2 separate regions of the Homo sapiens genome follow, and region 1 is linked to region 2. Evidence: chromatin loops called from intact Hi-C (ENCODE). Cell type or tissue: ascending aorta. All regions are shown on one strand.

Region 1 (8,000 bases), 180 kb after region 2:
CTGGGTGACAGAGCAAGACTCTGTTTCAAGGAAGAAAAAAAAAATCAAAATCAAATTGAAACCTTAGCCTACAGGTTTAAAACCATACGCTTATAGATTTTTAAATAAAATTATAGCCATGTGGTTTCTTAATTTGGGATTTGTAGACCCTATGGAATCTATGTATTGGTTTTTATGGGGCATTCTGTGAATTTCCTGAGACTATATGAAACATTTTAGTCCAAGATATATCTTTTTCTCATGACCTGAGAGAGATTGGGAAGCACAGTCTTAGGTAATTTTGAATAAAACTGTAAGTTAACTTGCTGGCTAAAATAAATTAAATAAATAAATTTAACAAGTAATACAAGTTGATGTAGTTCCTTCTTTTCCTGTTATTATTTCTTAGTAATAGTGTCAAATGAAAACCTTGAAGAGTCCCAAATTGTATATTGTCTATTTGTCTTTTGTTACCTAACTCATTTGAGGTGGCCTTCCTGTATTTTGCCCCTTTCTTCTTTTATCTGCTACTTTCATCTGATAATTTTTCTAGTTGGTGGTAAGACAGCTTTTGGACAATTTCTGTATTGATATTCCTTAAATTCTACCCAGATGTAGAGAATAAAATATGAATACTATTTTCTCCTTCCTCCTTCAGAGCAGTGTGTCTTTCCCTGCCCTCAAAACTTCCCTTGATACTGTATTGAATAGAGAAAGGGATAAGCAATGACTGGTGAGCAGATTTAAGACTTTTTTCTATGGTACTTTATTTGGCCTCTAAATACTGAATGTTGTTTTTAAACTTTGCGTACAGCTTTAAAGCTGATGAAATGATTTATATTGCCTCTCCTTTGTACAGAGGAATTTATTGAGAAATAACATTGGCTCAAACTTCCTTTTCAGCTTTTAAAGAGATCAAAATGACCCCAATAAATTACTTCTAAATTTTAAGTCATTAAGAAAATTATTAATTAAATATTTAATATATGTGGCTGGCTCAGTAGTTATAGGTTAGATTTATGGTGTAGTATAACTGTCTTGCTTATGTTCTTTCTGTTTGTGGACTTTATACCACATATATAATCAATATGTATAGTGAAATATTTTACATGACATCTGCATATTTGTAGATGTTTATAACTGCATTTTGGCTTTGGTTTTTTTTTTCTGGCTCATGAAATGCACACCATGGCTTAGAGGCAAAATAAAATCTTTAATTTTATTTTGTTGGGATGTGCTTGGTGACTTACTATTTATAGGACTTTCTGGTTAAAATTGGAGACTATCTACAGTCCTAAGTGTTAGTATCAGAACCTGTTGTGCTCCTTATTTGCAGATAATTATTACTATGATCTTGTCCATATTCTCAGATTTTTGGGGCTTTGGATTTTCTTTGTTTATATCTCCTTTATTCATGTGATGATATTAGCCTGGTTTCTGCAGTGACTGTTATGGAATGAGCATGTTACTAGGAGTCACAATACTTGGATCTTAGAATCTTAGTTCTTCCAAATCACTTTTCTTGTTTGTCAGATGAGATGATAGTACTTTCCTTGCAAGATAATTCTAAAGCCCCAGATATACAGTAGTTGATTATTTAATCAGTGAGTCAGTGAGTCAGTGACCCTTTCTCCCTAAAAAAATTAAGTTTTCTATAATTGAATTTAATCTAAGTATATTTTTTCATTAATTAACAGCTTTTAAAAAGGGTTTTCTCAAGTCATCTGCCTATTGCAAGCCTCTTAACTATATTTTAACCAGCAAGTTATTAAAGTTCTAAAACTACATTCAGTGGTAAATATTTTGTCTTGTGAGGAATATAAAACTATTAAAGCTAAGCCATTTAGTTTTTCAAATGAGGAAGCTGAAGCATAGATGTCATAAGTGACTCATTTCAGGTTCTACAGCCAGAGCTGGTTCTCCTCATATGTGATCCTTCTCTCTGATGGAACAGGAATCCAGATAGAAGATTGACAAGAGCATCAACTGAACATTACAAACAGTGTTGCTTCTTTTATGGCTACTTTCCTAATGAAGTTCTCAGGTGTGGATAAATCTAATGCTTATACATATACTCTGTTTCCCAGATAAATACAATATAGTGATACAATCTTAGCAGCACCACCATAGATAAGAATACCACTTTTACTGGTGATGGTTGCCTCTGATTTTTTTTCCTCCTTCCCTGGGTTCATTTGTCCCTGATGCTCTAATTAGAGTGTTATAATTTAGGTAACTAAATTTAAATAATTTAGAACAGAAAGCAAGGTTCTGCTTTATCTCCTGTATTAACACTCAAAATGAATATTGGGTAAATTTCTACATTGAGATGTGTATTAGGGTTCTCCAGAGGGACAGAACTTATAGGATATTTATGTATATGAAAGGGAGTTTATTAGGGAGAACTGGCTTACCTGATTACAAGGTGAAGTCCCAGGATAGACCATCTGCAAGCTGGGGAAGAAAGAATCCAGTAGTGGCTCAGTCTGAGTCCGAAAGCCTCAAAACCAGGGAAGCTGACAGTGCACCCTTCAGTCTGTGGCCAAAGGCCCAAGAGCCCCCAGCAAACCAATGGTGTAAGTGCAGGAATCCAAAGGCTGAAGAACCTGAAGTATGATGTCCAAGGGCAGGAGGAGCAGGAGGAAGCATCCAGTATAGGAAAGGGAAAAGCCAGAAGACCCAGCAAACAAAGTTATCCCACCTTCTTCCCCCTGCTTTGTCTTTGCTGTGCTGGCAGCCAGTTGGATAGCACCTACCCACATTGAGGGTGGGTCTTCCTCTCCTAATCCACTGACTCAAATGTCAGTCTCCTCTGGCAGCACCCTCACAGACACACCCAGAAGAGCAAGGAAAAGAGAGTGGCTGAAGCTTTGTCAATTACACACTTCCTCTGACATGGTAGACGGGATGAAGCGTTTTCACTACTCATGTTTGTTGAAGGTTTTTTTGTTTGTTTGTTTTTTTGGTTTTAGTTTTTTTCAAAAAGGTTTTAATCTGTGAAAGTATTTGCGTTCATAAAACTGGAACCTTTCCTATTTATGGAGCTACTTATTTAGACAGTTGGGATTTTTCGTATGAGTGTGTGATTTGGTTATATCCTCAATAAAATTGGCAGTAGTGATAAAAACTAATATATGTATAAAGCACTTAGTATATGTACTATATGTCTAGCACCGTGCTCTAGATATCTGTGTTTAATCATAACTGTGATAATATTTCTCTATATTAAAAATAATTATGAAATGCTAACGCATATATCAATCACACCCTACTTTGTAAGAGATGATATCTCTAGGAGATAATTATAAAATTGGTTTTTCTTTTGGTTATTATTTATCACAGAAAAAATTGAAAAGCCTGAGTTGTTTTTGATACATTACAATAAATAACCAAAGTATGAGACAAGTTGTGGATTACAGAGAACTCTGAATATTTGGGAAACGCTAAATATGTGTCGGTGAGCTATAACCTTAAGATGTGACTGGATTAGACATCTTCACCACTTATTCCATCTCTTTATGAAGCTCCTTATGTTTTCCCCTTGTATATAATAGGTTCCAGGTTTGATAACCATAGGGACACTGTGAAGACTGAAATCATGTGTGTCCTATCACTTTTAAGGTAGCTCTCTCTTTAATTTCACAAGACAGGCTTGAAAACCAGAAGTAACCCAACTCCAAAATTGGCAGTAAATCCTTTGACAGGGAAAAGGTGACGTACTGTGTAATAAATTCCTTTGTTGAAAAAGAGATGTTGCAATACTGGAAACTGAAGTACCAAATGTTTCCTTTTAAATTTGGAAAGGCCCTTTCTTATTAGTTATCTATCCCTGTGGACTTCTAAGAGGGGATGTGTTGAAAGATTTTTCAGATGCCCACTAGCCACAGTGAGAGTGAATGGCAGCATTTATAAGATGACATAAATACTTCAAAATCATCAGTAATCCTTGGAGACGTGTGGTGTGCCAGGGGTACTGAATGTGAGCTTTTGTTGCTGTCGAGCCTGTGCTTTTGTAGGAGGCTGCCTAGGAATGTGGGTTGTGTCTCTGCTGTGAATGCAACTTCACTTTTTCCCCTCTGGGGCTCTTTGTATTAGAATTGAGGTGGGAGTGGTTTAGAAGACAAAAAGTCTGCACAGATAAGAAAGATCTGTGAGATTATGAGTTATATTTTAAAATCCTAATCTTATTTTGAGGTCCTGTGGAGCAATTATATTATTGTCCTCAACCATTAGAACACTACATTAATAACTGGACACATAAAGGTCTTTTAATTTTCATTTTGTAATAATGGGGCTCATCCCACCACTGCTGCTACTACTACATTAGATGAAGACAAAAAAGATTGAAAATAATCTAGAAATGCAATGAAGATATATCTTACATGTTAGCCAAGAATTGGTAAATTTTGATGTTTCTCTATTCTTATTGCAAAAGCTTTTCAGTTTGTTACTTTTACCTTTTGGAACTAAAACTTAATTTGACAATATGATTTTGTTGGGCTGTCACAATCCCTATATTTAATTATCTTGTTTTAAAGGCTGCATCTATCACTGGAGCTGAAGTTAAAAACAATTATAAATGTGTGATGAAGGTCAGGCAACATAAAACACCCATGGCATCTGTTCATGTTCACTCTGATCAACTCGTGTACTCAAGATACAGGGAAGTGAAGTGAATGGGGCCAAATCCCATCATGGGAAACTTTGCTTTCCCCTTTACTAACTTGCCTTAAGAGAAAGTATTGTGAACGCAGGAGTGTAATCTTAAGTCGGGCAATAAACCTGTTGGAGAATAAAAATAGGTTTTATTTTAGATACTGGGGAAAATAAAAGGAATAAATAAGAAAAGTCAAGCATGATCCACAGTCTCTAGATAATCAAGTTAAAATGTTTCCTGCCAGGCTAAGAGAAATCTTTACCATACTATTTGTTTTGTTTTGATAATGATAGGTTTACCTAGGTGGTCATTTTTACCCTATGTAAAGGCTTAGCTTGATTTGAAGCAGTAGCCTTCATTTAGAATTACAAGGCAAAGGATAAACTTTTAAATTCTATTTTAGGCTCTCTCAGTGATGATTGTTAAGCTAGCTGAGAATCACTTTAATAGAAGGAACATACAGAGAATAGGATGAGAGGCAGCAAAGTAGTAGAAAATTTTTCTTAAGATGGTTATTTTCATCATAGTAGTATTTATTAAGTGCTTACTCTATGGTCAACTCCATGCTAAATGCTTTATGTGATTTTTCTCATTTTGTCCTCAAAACAACCCTGTGAGGTAGTTGGTATCCCATTCCCCATTTTACAGCTATGGAAACTGAGCCCTAAATAACCCAAAGTCACCCTGCTGGATTCAAACATGAGTCTCACTGCAGAACAGATACTAACCCTTACCCTATAGGCCTTAAGGTAGGGGTGTGTGTGTAAGAGGGTGGGAGGGGTGAGGGAGGGAAGGAGGAGAGAAAATGAGAATGAATGAATAGAGTAAATAAAATGTGCAAGCTGTCCTCTTCTTAAAAAAGACCCTGCTTCTTGACACAGAAATATCAGATTTCTCCTATGGGTAAAGTTACAGAAGCTTTTTGTAATGTAAGCTAATGTATCCACTAGAGAAATAATGGCATTGTTGGAAGGATTTAGATGACAGGAAAATAAAGATACTTTATTAATTAACTCTTCTAGTTTCCTTGGGGTTTTGCCAACTTTTTCTGGATTCCAGACAAATTCAAAAACAGATGATTTAAAGGTGGCTTCACTGAAGTGGTGTCACATGATTGAGGGAAGTGGTCATTCTTTAGATGGATAAAAGGTGGTTTTAAAATATGCAGGACTCCATTTTTCAGACAATATGAAGTATTAAAGTATTTTTTTTTTATTCAAATGAACTAAAACGAAATTCTGTAGTTGGAAGTAATTAAATATATCCTGGGTTTCCCCCCTAAAAAAGTCAGTTAAAATAAATATTCTCAGATCAAATGATCTTTTTCGTGTATTGCTGCTAATGGCATCTGATAAATATGTGTATATGAGCTTATCAGAAATTATGTTTGAATCAACACAGAGTTGCATGTTTGAATTGGAAAAAGTAGCTAGAAGTCGTCTTCTTTCAGTGTAAAGTTTTCTGAGCCATTTTCAATCACCAGCAAAGAGCCACGTATATAGTTTAAGAATGCATTTGGTCCCATATATTCATTGACAGATGAATGAATAAAGAACATATGGTATATACATACATAGAGTATCCATTTGGGAATATGAAAAAGTTCTGGAGCTAGATGGTGCTGATGGTTGTACAACAGTGTGAATGTACTTAATGCCACTGAATTGCATACTTTAAAAATGGTTAAATGGTAATTTTATATTATTTATGATAGGAATGGATGTAGCCTTAAAAAAGAGAACTGAATTGCGTTGCTAAAGCGGCAGGTTTTTAAATTTAAACTTAAATTAGAAAACCTCGTGTAACAGATGCCTGGGAAGAGACTGGGTCTAGTCGGGCTACCTAGCAGTACCCTTTGGTTTTCAGGTCTGTCCTTTCCCTCCTGCCGTCCTCAGCAGATGGTGTTTTCTTTCTTTTTTCTTTTCTTTTCTCTTTTTTTTTAATTTTTCCCACTCAGTGGCCATGGATGGTCCTTGATGCTCATGCATGTCACCCCTCAGTCATGCTGCTGTGCCTCAGGCTTAGCTATGCAAGTGCAGGCATGGAAAGTTGGATTTAGTCAGATATGGCAGAGACATTCAACTTAATGCTCTCTGAAGATCCATATATTCCCCTATATTTCACAGGCCCCTTGTAGTTGCCTAAGAATGTGTAGCTCTTTCTGGCCAGGGACCGGAATGGTAATGATATTTGTCACTTTCAGGCTAAGGTGGTAAAACAGCCTTCTGGAACAGCAGGGTGGCCTCGTTCTTGTGGAGGGGAAGTATGTGATTCAGGTAGTGCATTTACAGGTGATGGAGTCTCCATCTGCCTAGGTTTGTTCCTTTCACCTAGGTTTGAGTGAGTGTGTGAAGCAGATCTTCAGGTGATGCAGGTATGACCTATAACATTAGTGAGAATTATATTTTAAGTCACTGAGATTTGGACGTTGTTTTTGCAGCCCAGTATAGCTATTCTGACTGTTACTCCAGGGTGGGCTTTTGCCAGGCATGTTTGATGAAGTGAGAGCAGCAGGGAGGTTTTTGGGAGTAAGGGGATGGATGTAAGTTGATGAAGCATGGAATTTTAGTTAGTTAAGAATAGAGGTGAGGACCTGAGTGGGGTGAGGAATAGTTAAAAGGCAGCAGAATTAATGGATGGCAGTTTTTGGTGAGATGGAGGGAATGTTGGAGTTGGAGTGCTCAAGGGAGGGAGCTGGAAAGATAGGAATGAGATGATTCCAATTGATGTGACTGAGGAGTTCACGTTACTGCTGAAATGGGTGTGAGTTTATCAGGTAGTGTGGATAACTGGAGGAGAGGATATCAGAATAGCAAAAGCCAAGATATCGGGAGAATCATCTAGATAAATATTAAATTCAGCAAGAATGATGACAAGGAGTAGTGTTGGGCAGAGTAAAAGTGAGCTGGGAGTTAAAATCTCTGAGAAATGAATTTGTCGTTACATGTCTGAAACGGTCTCTATTCACCCTCACTCTAGTAGAATGGTAGTTTAACTGATTCCAGGTTGGCAGTGTTTTTTTCTGTTTGCTTGTTTTTTTTGCCATAGCATCTTTAAGATATTAGTCTTGCGGCTTCTTTTGTTGCTTGGAGATATTTAGTTATCAGTTTAATTTAAAAATTTTTGAATTTTTTTGTAGGTGAATTTTTTTCCTTTTCTTTTTGGTGAGTTTTTAATATTTTCTTGTTGCCTTTGGTCCAGAGCTTCAAACTGTTACAATTAAGGATGGATTTCTATTTTTATTCCTCTTTTTTGGAACTCTGTGGATCTTCAGTTTAATAACTTAAATTCTAGAAAATTCTTATTCCTTATGCAAATATTAGTGCTTTCTTCTTTCTTTCCTCTCTTTCAAAATGCCTATTAA
Region 2 (8,000 bases):
GAATGGCTCATTAGGGGTCACTCTTGGAGACAGCTGCTACAATCACATCATGTGAGACCCAGGGTGTTCAGTCTAGGCCAAACTTGCCCAAAATGTGTCTGCAGAACACTAGCCTCACAAAATGTTCATGAAAGAAAAAGTATTGCAATGTCAATAAATTTAGAGAATACTATATACTATAAACAATTTTAGAGTATCACTGCTGTCCATTAAACAATAGGGACTTAGAGAAGTCTGCACTAGAATAACTAATTGTTTCATCTGGAGTCTTAATCTAGGTTATTCTAGAAAGCACAGCCCGAGATAAGGGTTTGTGTGAAAGTAGTTTTGTTTGGAGACAGGGTCTCGCTCTGCCACCCACGCTGCAGTGCAGTGGCACAATCACAGCTCACTGCAGCCTCGACCTCCCTGGCTCAAGAGATCCTCCCACCTCAGCCCACACCCCCAAGTAGCTGGGACTGCAGGAACATGCCACCACACCCAGCTCATTCTTTAATTCTTTAGATAGTGTCTTACTATGTTGCCCAGGCTGGTCTCAAACTCCTGTGCTCAAGTTCTCCCACTTTGGCCTCCTAAAGTGCTGGGATTACAGATATGGCCTGATCTGGTTTTTGTTTTTGTTTTTTTGAGATAGGGTCTGACTGTCACCCAGGCTGGAGTGCAGTAGCAAGATCTCATTTTGCTGCAATCTCTGCCGCCTGGGCTCAAGTGATCCTCCCACCTCAGCCTCACAAGTAGCTAAGACTATAGGCGTGCACCACCACACCAGGCTAATTTTTGTATTTTGGTAGAGACAGGGTTTCACCATGTTGCCCAGGCTGGTCTCAAATTCCTGGACTCAAGTGATCCATGTGCCTTGATGTCTCAAAGTGCTGGGATTACAGGTGTGAGCCACCATGCCTGGCCCTATATTTATTTATTTATTTAAAGACAGAGTCTTATTCTGTTGCCTAGGCTGTAGTCCAGTGGCACAATCTTGGCTCACTGCAATCTCCACCTCCCAGGTTCAAGCAATTGTCCTGCCTCAGCCTCCCTAGTAGCTGGGATTACAGGCGTGTGCCACCACGCCCAGCTAATTATTGTATTTTTAGTAGAGACAGGGCTTCACCAAGTTGGACCAGGCTGGTCTTGAACTCCTGACCTCAGGTGATCTGCCCACCTCGGCCTCCCAAAGTGCTGGAATTACAGGCATGAGCCACTGTGCCCGGATGTTTTGTTTTTAAAGTGATCCTGAGGAGCAGGAACAGCAGAAAAGAGAAAGAAAAAATAAGCCAATCCAAGGGTGTGCTATTGAGTCAATAACCACTGTAGGGCTCTACATGGATAGTGCTCCATGGAGGAGCTGTGTAGAAGGCACCTCAGAATTTCTACCTGAGAGAAATTTTCTTTCTTTTCCTTCCTTCCTTCCTTCCTTCCTTTCTCTCTCTCTGTCTCTTTCTTCCTTTCTCTTTCTCTTTTTTTCTTTCTTTCTTTCTTTCTCTTTCTTTCTTTCCTTCCTTCCTTCCTTCCTTCCTTCCTTCCTTCCTTCCTTCCTTCCTTCCTTCCTTCCTTCCTTCTTTCTTTCTCTTTCTTTCTTTCTTTCTTTCTTTCTTTCTTTCTTTCTTTCTTTCTTTCTTTCTTTCTTTCTTTCTTTCTTTCTCCTTCCTTCCTTCTGTCTTTCTCTCTCTGTCTTCCTTTCTTTTCTTTTTCTTTTTTTTTTTTTCCGAGATGGAATTTTGCTCTTGTCGCCCAGGCTGGAGTGCAGTGGTGCGGTCTTTGCTCACTGCAACCTCCACCTCCCAGGTTCAAGCAATTCTCCTGCCTCAGCCTCCTGAGTAGCTGGGATTACAGGTGCCCACCACCACACACCTGGCTAATGTTTTGTATTTTTAGTAGAGATGGGGTTCCGCCATGTTGGTCAGGCTGGTCTCAAATGCCTGACCTCAGGTGATTTGCCTGCCTTGGCCCCCAAAGTGCTGGGGTTACAGGCATGAGCCACCGACTGCACCCAGATGAGAAATTGTTTTCATTGGCTCCATCCCACATTTATCAAAGCTTTCCCCTTAGATGTTACCTCTTTCACGTGTCCAGGATTGTACATGCATTAGAAGCACTCAACAGACTCCTGAAGGCATCCCAGCCTGCAGTGACAAAGAAGCCCTGAGGCAGAAAACAGGAGGAGCATAGTATGGCTGAGATGAGGTCCATGGCTAGTTGCCACAGCAATGGCTGGAGTAAAACTATGGGCTGAGGAGATGTGGCCTGAGGCACAGGTATGTTTGATGGGAGGTAACATTTCTCAAACTTGTCTGCTTGAGGACCCATATTTCAAATGGGGCCTATCATTATTCCATGTTGCACAGAACACACTTGTGGGTGCATAGGTCTAAATGCCCACCAAAGACAGTGTTATACTAAAGCAATACAGACCACCTTCTCCCAGTTTTCATGCCTAATTTCTTCCAGACTGTGTTCTTTCTGACCTTCCTGCTGAGTCCATCTTAGCATTGAGCATCCATTGGAACACATGGGCACAGAATCTCCTGCCCCATATATACACTTCTCTGCAATTCCACCACTAAGGATTCTAGCCTGTGGGGACATAGTTAATTGTCTACATATGTATTAGTCCATTTTCATGCTGCTGATAAAGACATACCGGAGACTGGGCAATTTACAAAAGAGAAAGGTTTAATGGACTTATAGTTCCACATGGCTGGGGAGGCCTCACAATCATGGTGGAAGGTGAAAGGCATATCTCACATGGCAGCAGACAAGAGGAGAGAGCTTGTGCAGGGAAACTCCCTTTTTTAAAACCATTAGATCTCAGCCGGGCACGGTGGCTCACACCTGTAATCCCAGCACTTTGGGAGGCCGGGGTGGGCAGATCACAAGGTCAGGAGATTGAGACCATCCTGGCTAACATGGTGAAAGCCCATCTCTACTAAAAATACAAAAAATTAGCCGGGCGTGGTGGCGGGTGCCTGTAGTCCCAGCTACTCGGGAGGCTGAGGCAGGAGAATGATGTGAACCCAGGAGGCAGAGCTTGCAGTGAGCCGAGATCGCACCACTGAACTCCAGCCTGGGTGACAGAGCGAGACTCCATCTCAAAAAATAAAAAAAAAAAACAAAACCATTAGATGTCATGAGACTTATTCACTATCATGAGAGCAACATGGGAAAGACTCACCCCCATGATTTAATTACCTCTCACTGGGTCTCTCTCACAACATGTGGGAATTCAAGATGAGATTTGCGTGGGGACACAGCCAAACCATATCAATATAGCATCCATTTCTCCTTTTCGCTTCCTAACAGCACCCCATATGTGATTTGGGTGACAGTGGTTCTATTCTTGGCTCAGGAGAGCAGGTGGTTTAAGGCAATTACTGCATTTCATCTGGGGGCCCTAGTGACTGGGTTATGATGTTCTGGATGTGGATGAGAGGGCATGTTACCCCAGTTTTATTGATAACCACCTTGTGACCATATAGAAAGCCATCCCTGAGGTGAAGCCAACACTGTGGCAGGTAAAGTTAAGGTTGAAAGACTTAGGGGGACCTGGGTCAACATTTGCCTGAAGTTCAACTTACCGCCAGATTTCTCAGTTATGTATGCCAATAAATCTTCTTTGTGGCTTAAGCCATTTGAGTTCATTTTTCTGGGTTTTTTTTTTTGTAATTGATTGCACACTACTTGATTGCTTTGAAAAGGATAACTACATTTCAGACTCATATAGGCCTCAAAAGATCAGTGGCATGAGGCCTCATTTTTCAGTATGTTCCTAAACTATAGAAGAAATAAGTATTTATTTGGCATAATTTCACTATTTTTCCCCTGAGCATACATTTTCTCACAAGTGTAGAACCTCAATACCCTTCCAGAAATCTGGTCAGAGGTGTGTGAGAGGTCATTTTCTAAGAAGAGATATCTCAAACTGAAAGATAGTCTACAAAATAACTGGCCCGAAATAACTGACTTTTAGAAGTGCCAAGGTCATGAAAAATGAAGGATTGAGTAATAGCCCTAAATTAAAGCGTCTAAAGAGACATAACAACTGAATGCAACACGTGATACTCAATGGGATCTGGGACCAGAAAAGGGAGATTAGCAGGACAACTAGTGAAATTGGAATAAAGTTTATCACTTAGGTAATAGTAATGAATCAATTAATGTTAATTTTCTGATTTTGGTAACTGATTAACTAGTTACATAAGTTGTTAACTTTGGGGGAGCTTGGTGAAGGCTGTACGAGCATCTTGGTACTATTTTTGTGATTTTTTGAGAGTTGGAAATTCAATTGAAAAATAAAGTACAGGGTTAGAGCGGCCCTTTTTTAATGCATTGATTAGAATTTCCACTGCTATGATATCTTACAAATACAGAGAGAATGTGGGTCTCTAAGACTTCTCTGGCAATCCATTCATTAGCAAGACTCAGAATTCACAGGTCTGCCCTGGAAGACACTAAGCTGAAGGCAAATCTATATTTTTCATGCCTTATTAAGGAGATCTGACTTGGTCTTGGAAGAATGCAAAAAATGTTTTGTTATGGGAGTAAGACATATGTCAATCCAGAAAATTTTTTAAGAGCAGGCAATTTTTCAAATAAGACTTTTAGTCTCAGATTAGAGAGGAAAAGGATTTGGCAGAGAAACGCTGAGGAGACTCATCTGAGTGGGTTGTTTTGGCAGCCATGAGTGAGTTGTAAGCCAGCATTTAGAATGGGTGAGTCTGGAAAGTAGATTTGGTGGAAAAAGAGGATGATTCATTCACCAATAATAATAGTAATAAATACTGCTGACAAGGTACTTTTAATTAGCAAATGGAAAATAAGCTCAAGACACATACACCAAGTCCCTTAGAAGTGAGGTCAGAACAAATTCTCTTCAAAAAATGGGAACATTTGTAGTAGCTCCTGTTCCTGGAATTTATTGACAGGTTTTTTTTTTTTTTGCAATGTGGGAGATATGTTCTCCTCTCTTTCAGAGGAAATCCAATTGCTTCCCCATTGAGTTAATATGAAGATTATTCTGGAATGTATCAAAAGAGCACTGCACAGTATATTTCTTTCTTTCTCCAAGTACAAAGAAGTATCCGAAGTTTTATTTTTCAGAATCATTAGCTGATTCATATTCTGTAATCGGAAAAAGAGGCCAGAACAAAATTCTGGGAAGTGAGCTCAATCAAAACCCTTAATTTGGAAACTTGTTTGGAGAATTTCCTGCCCCAGAAAGAGCCATTGCCTGGGGTGGAGGGGATGTCACTCTCAGGACACTGGGGGAGAAGGGTTAAAGTTCTGTCCATAAAACCTTGAATTTCTTAATCAGAAGTGAGGCATCCTATCTTCCATAGGATCATTTCTGATTACCTTTTTCTACCTTCTAACAACAAATTCCCTAAAATTTCCTCTTCTATTCCTTTTGTTATCTCCCTTTTTTCTTTGTCATCTTCAGCCTTCTTTGATCCCATCTGTAGAGTTTCATTTTGTATGATTCTAAGGAATAAGATGTTGGGAAAAGAAAGAAAAGAAAAGAAGAAAGAAGAAGGAGGAAGAGGAGGAGAAGGAAGAAAGGAAAGAAGGAAGGAAGGAAAGAGACAGCAGACAATAAGCATTAAAAGTCTTCCTTCCCTTGAGGCTTTGTAGATCCTCCAACTCCAGCTTCAGGTCCCATCCAGAGTTTGGTATAACCACAAAAAATCATTATCATTTGATCATTCTCCTGTGAGCCAATGCTGATTTCCAACCTGTTTCCACCCATTGGTCCTTCTTTTATACCCTGGAGGACCTGGGGCTGATTGGATTATTGTTTCTGATTCTTCACTGTTTAAAATAGAATTTTTTGCCAAGTAACTTTCCAATGCCTCTCAGCAAAATATAGGCAGGAACTTCTGCTTTAAGGTCTGACATGTTAGGATCTTAGAAGTCACCACTCTGTCCCAACAGCAAGTAAAAAGCTGAACAGAATGAAAAATCAATAACTCTTCATAGATATATCAGAAAAGTGAGGTCACAGGGCAAGCAGCTGCCCCCAGAACTGAGGAGATAGATAGGCAGATACGGAGAATCACAATTTACAGGGGCAGAAAACTTAGCTGGCACCAGTACTAGGATGGGAAAATCTGAACTGTAATTGATGAATTGCTGGAGGCTCAGTGTGGACAACTCTGAGATTCCAGGGTCCCCCGGAGTTTAACAGGGTGGGGGACTCACAGTTTTGTGAGGGGGCGGGGGACCCATGGTTTTGTGAGTTTTATCTACTGAGTCTCTACAAGGTGTGAATCTTAGAGAAAAAACCCCTTGTGCTTCTGGCAGGTGGAGGAGAATAGAAACCATTTTAAAATACACCAGAGAATTCTGTTCTTTCTAAACAGGCCTGCTCTCAAAATAAATGATTTTATTAGAGTTCAACCTTCTGGGGCTTCATCAGAGCCTAATCTACCTGAGACAGGGGAAATACCCAGCTTCAGCTAGCTCCAGCCATCCTGTCCCACCTAAGGGGGGAGGGGTCCTGAGAAGCACTGTTGAAGTTCACAGTCTGGGGCACAGGCTCACCACAAGACTGAGACCTAATCAAAGGATATAGAGCTTCCCCTCCCCCAACAACTCATCACATTAGTAAAGTTCCATTTATTGCAGTTCTTCTTAACCAGTGCATCATATTTACCTTTCAACAAAAAATTACAAGACATACTAAAAAACAAAAACACAGTTTGAAGAGACTGAATATCAGAACCAGAATCTGATATGGCAGAATTTTAGAATTATCAGACTGGGAATTGTTAAAACACTGATGAATATGCTAAGGGCTCTAATGGAAAAAGTAGACAACATACAAGAACAGATGGATAATGTAAGCAGAAAGATGAAAATTCTAAGAAAGAATAAAAAAAACTTCTAGGCCAGGCGAGGTGGCTCATGCCTGTAATTCCAGCACTTTGGGAGGCTGAGGCAGGTGGATCACCTGAGGTCAGGGGTTCGAGACCAGCCTGGCTAACATGGTGAAACCCCATTTCCACTAAAAACACAAAAAATTAGCTGGATGTGGTGGCACATGCCTGTAATCCTAGCTACTCAGGAGGCTGAGGCAGGAGAATCGCTTGAACCCGGGAGACAGAGGTTGCAGTGAGCCAAGAGATTGTTCCATTGCACTCCAGCTTGGGCAACAAGAGTGAAACCCCAAACTCTTGAAAAGAACTTCTACATATCAAAAGCACTAAAACAGAAATGAAGAATACCTTTGATGGGCTCATTAGTAGACTGGACGTGGCTGAGGTAATAATCTGTAACATTGAGAATATCTGAGTAGAAACCTCCAAAACTAAAAAGCAAACAGAAAAAAGACTGGAAAACAAACAAACAAACAAACAAACAAACACAGAACAGAATATCTGAGAACTGTGGGGCTACTACAAGTGATGCAACATACATGTAATGGGAATACCAGAAGAAGAAAAAAGAAAAAGGAATAGACACAATATTTGAAGCAATAATCACTGAGAATTTTCCTAAACTTACGCCAGACACCAAACCACAGATTGAGGGATCTCAGAGAACACCTAGCAGGATAAAAGCCCCTCCCATCCCCCCCCCAAAAAAAAGAAAGAAAAAGAAAACAAAAACCAAGAAAACCCCTATACCTAGGAATATCATATTCAAACTTTAGAAAATCAAATATACAGGAAAAATCTTGAAAGATGCCAGAGGAAAAAACACATTTTACCCACAAAGAAGCAAAGATAAGAATTACATCTGACGTCTAAGAAACCATACAAACCAGAAGAGTAGAATAAAACATTAAAACTGCTGAGAAAAGAAACACCAACCTAAAATTCTGTACTCTGAAATTATCCTTCAAAAGTGAAGGAGAAATAGAGTGTCTTAGAAAAACAAAAATTGAGAGAACTTGTTGCTAATAGCTCAGCCTTGCAAGAAATACTAAAATAAGCTGTTTAAGCTGGGCGCGGTGACTCACGCCTATGTTCCCAGCACTTCGGGAGGCCAAGGCAGGCAGATCACCT

What was found. A loop is a pair of places that touch in the nucleus more often than their neighbours do. Peaks named below come from ENCODE experiments on the same cell type or tissue, not always from the same donor. Only the 100,000 strongest peaks of a DNase experiment are listed, where the experiment ranks them.
Region 1: a loop joins it to region 2, with 3 times the contacts of the local background. A loop is called at or near these places in 1 of 110 quality-filtered maps.

Annotation. Positions count from the first base shown.
Region 1 is chr20:13,488,099-13,496,098 of GRCh38, reverse strand. The region is part of intron 10 of TASP1 (taspase 1); the gene reads left to right. Among named protein-coding and RNA genes, the nearest start is that of TASP1, 150 kb to the left of the region's middle. In ascending aorta, a CTCF peak has its summit at 3,903; a DNase peak (open chromatin) is centred at 3,948; H3K27ac peaks cover 4,575 bases.
Region 2 is chr20:13,668,863-13,676,862 of GRCh38, reverse strand. No RefSeq gene overlaps it. Among named protein-coding and RNA genes, the nearest start is that of TASP1, 34 kb to the right of the region's middle. In ascending aorta, no CTCF peak of the experiment used is centred here; DNase peaks (open chromatin) are centred at 4,672 and 7,961; H3K27ac peaks cover 5,371 bases.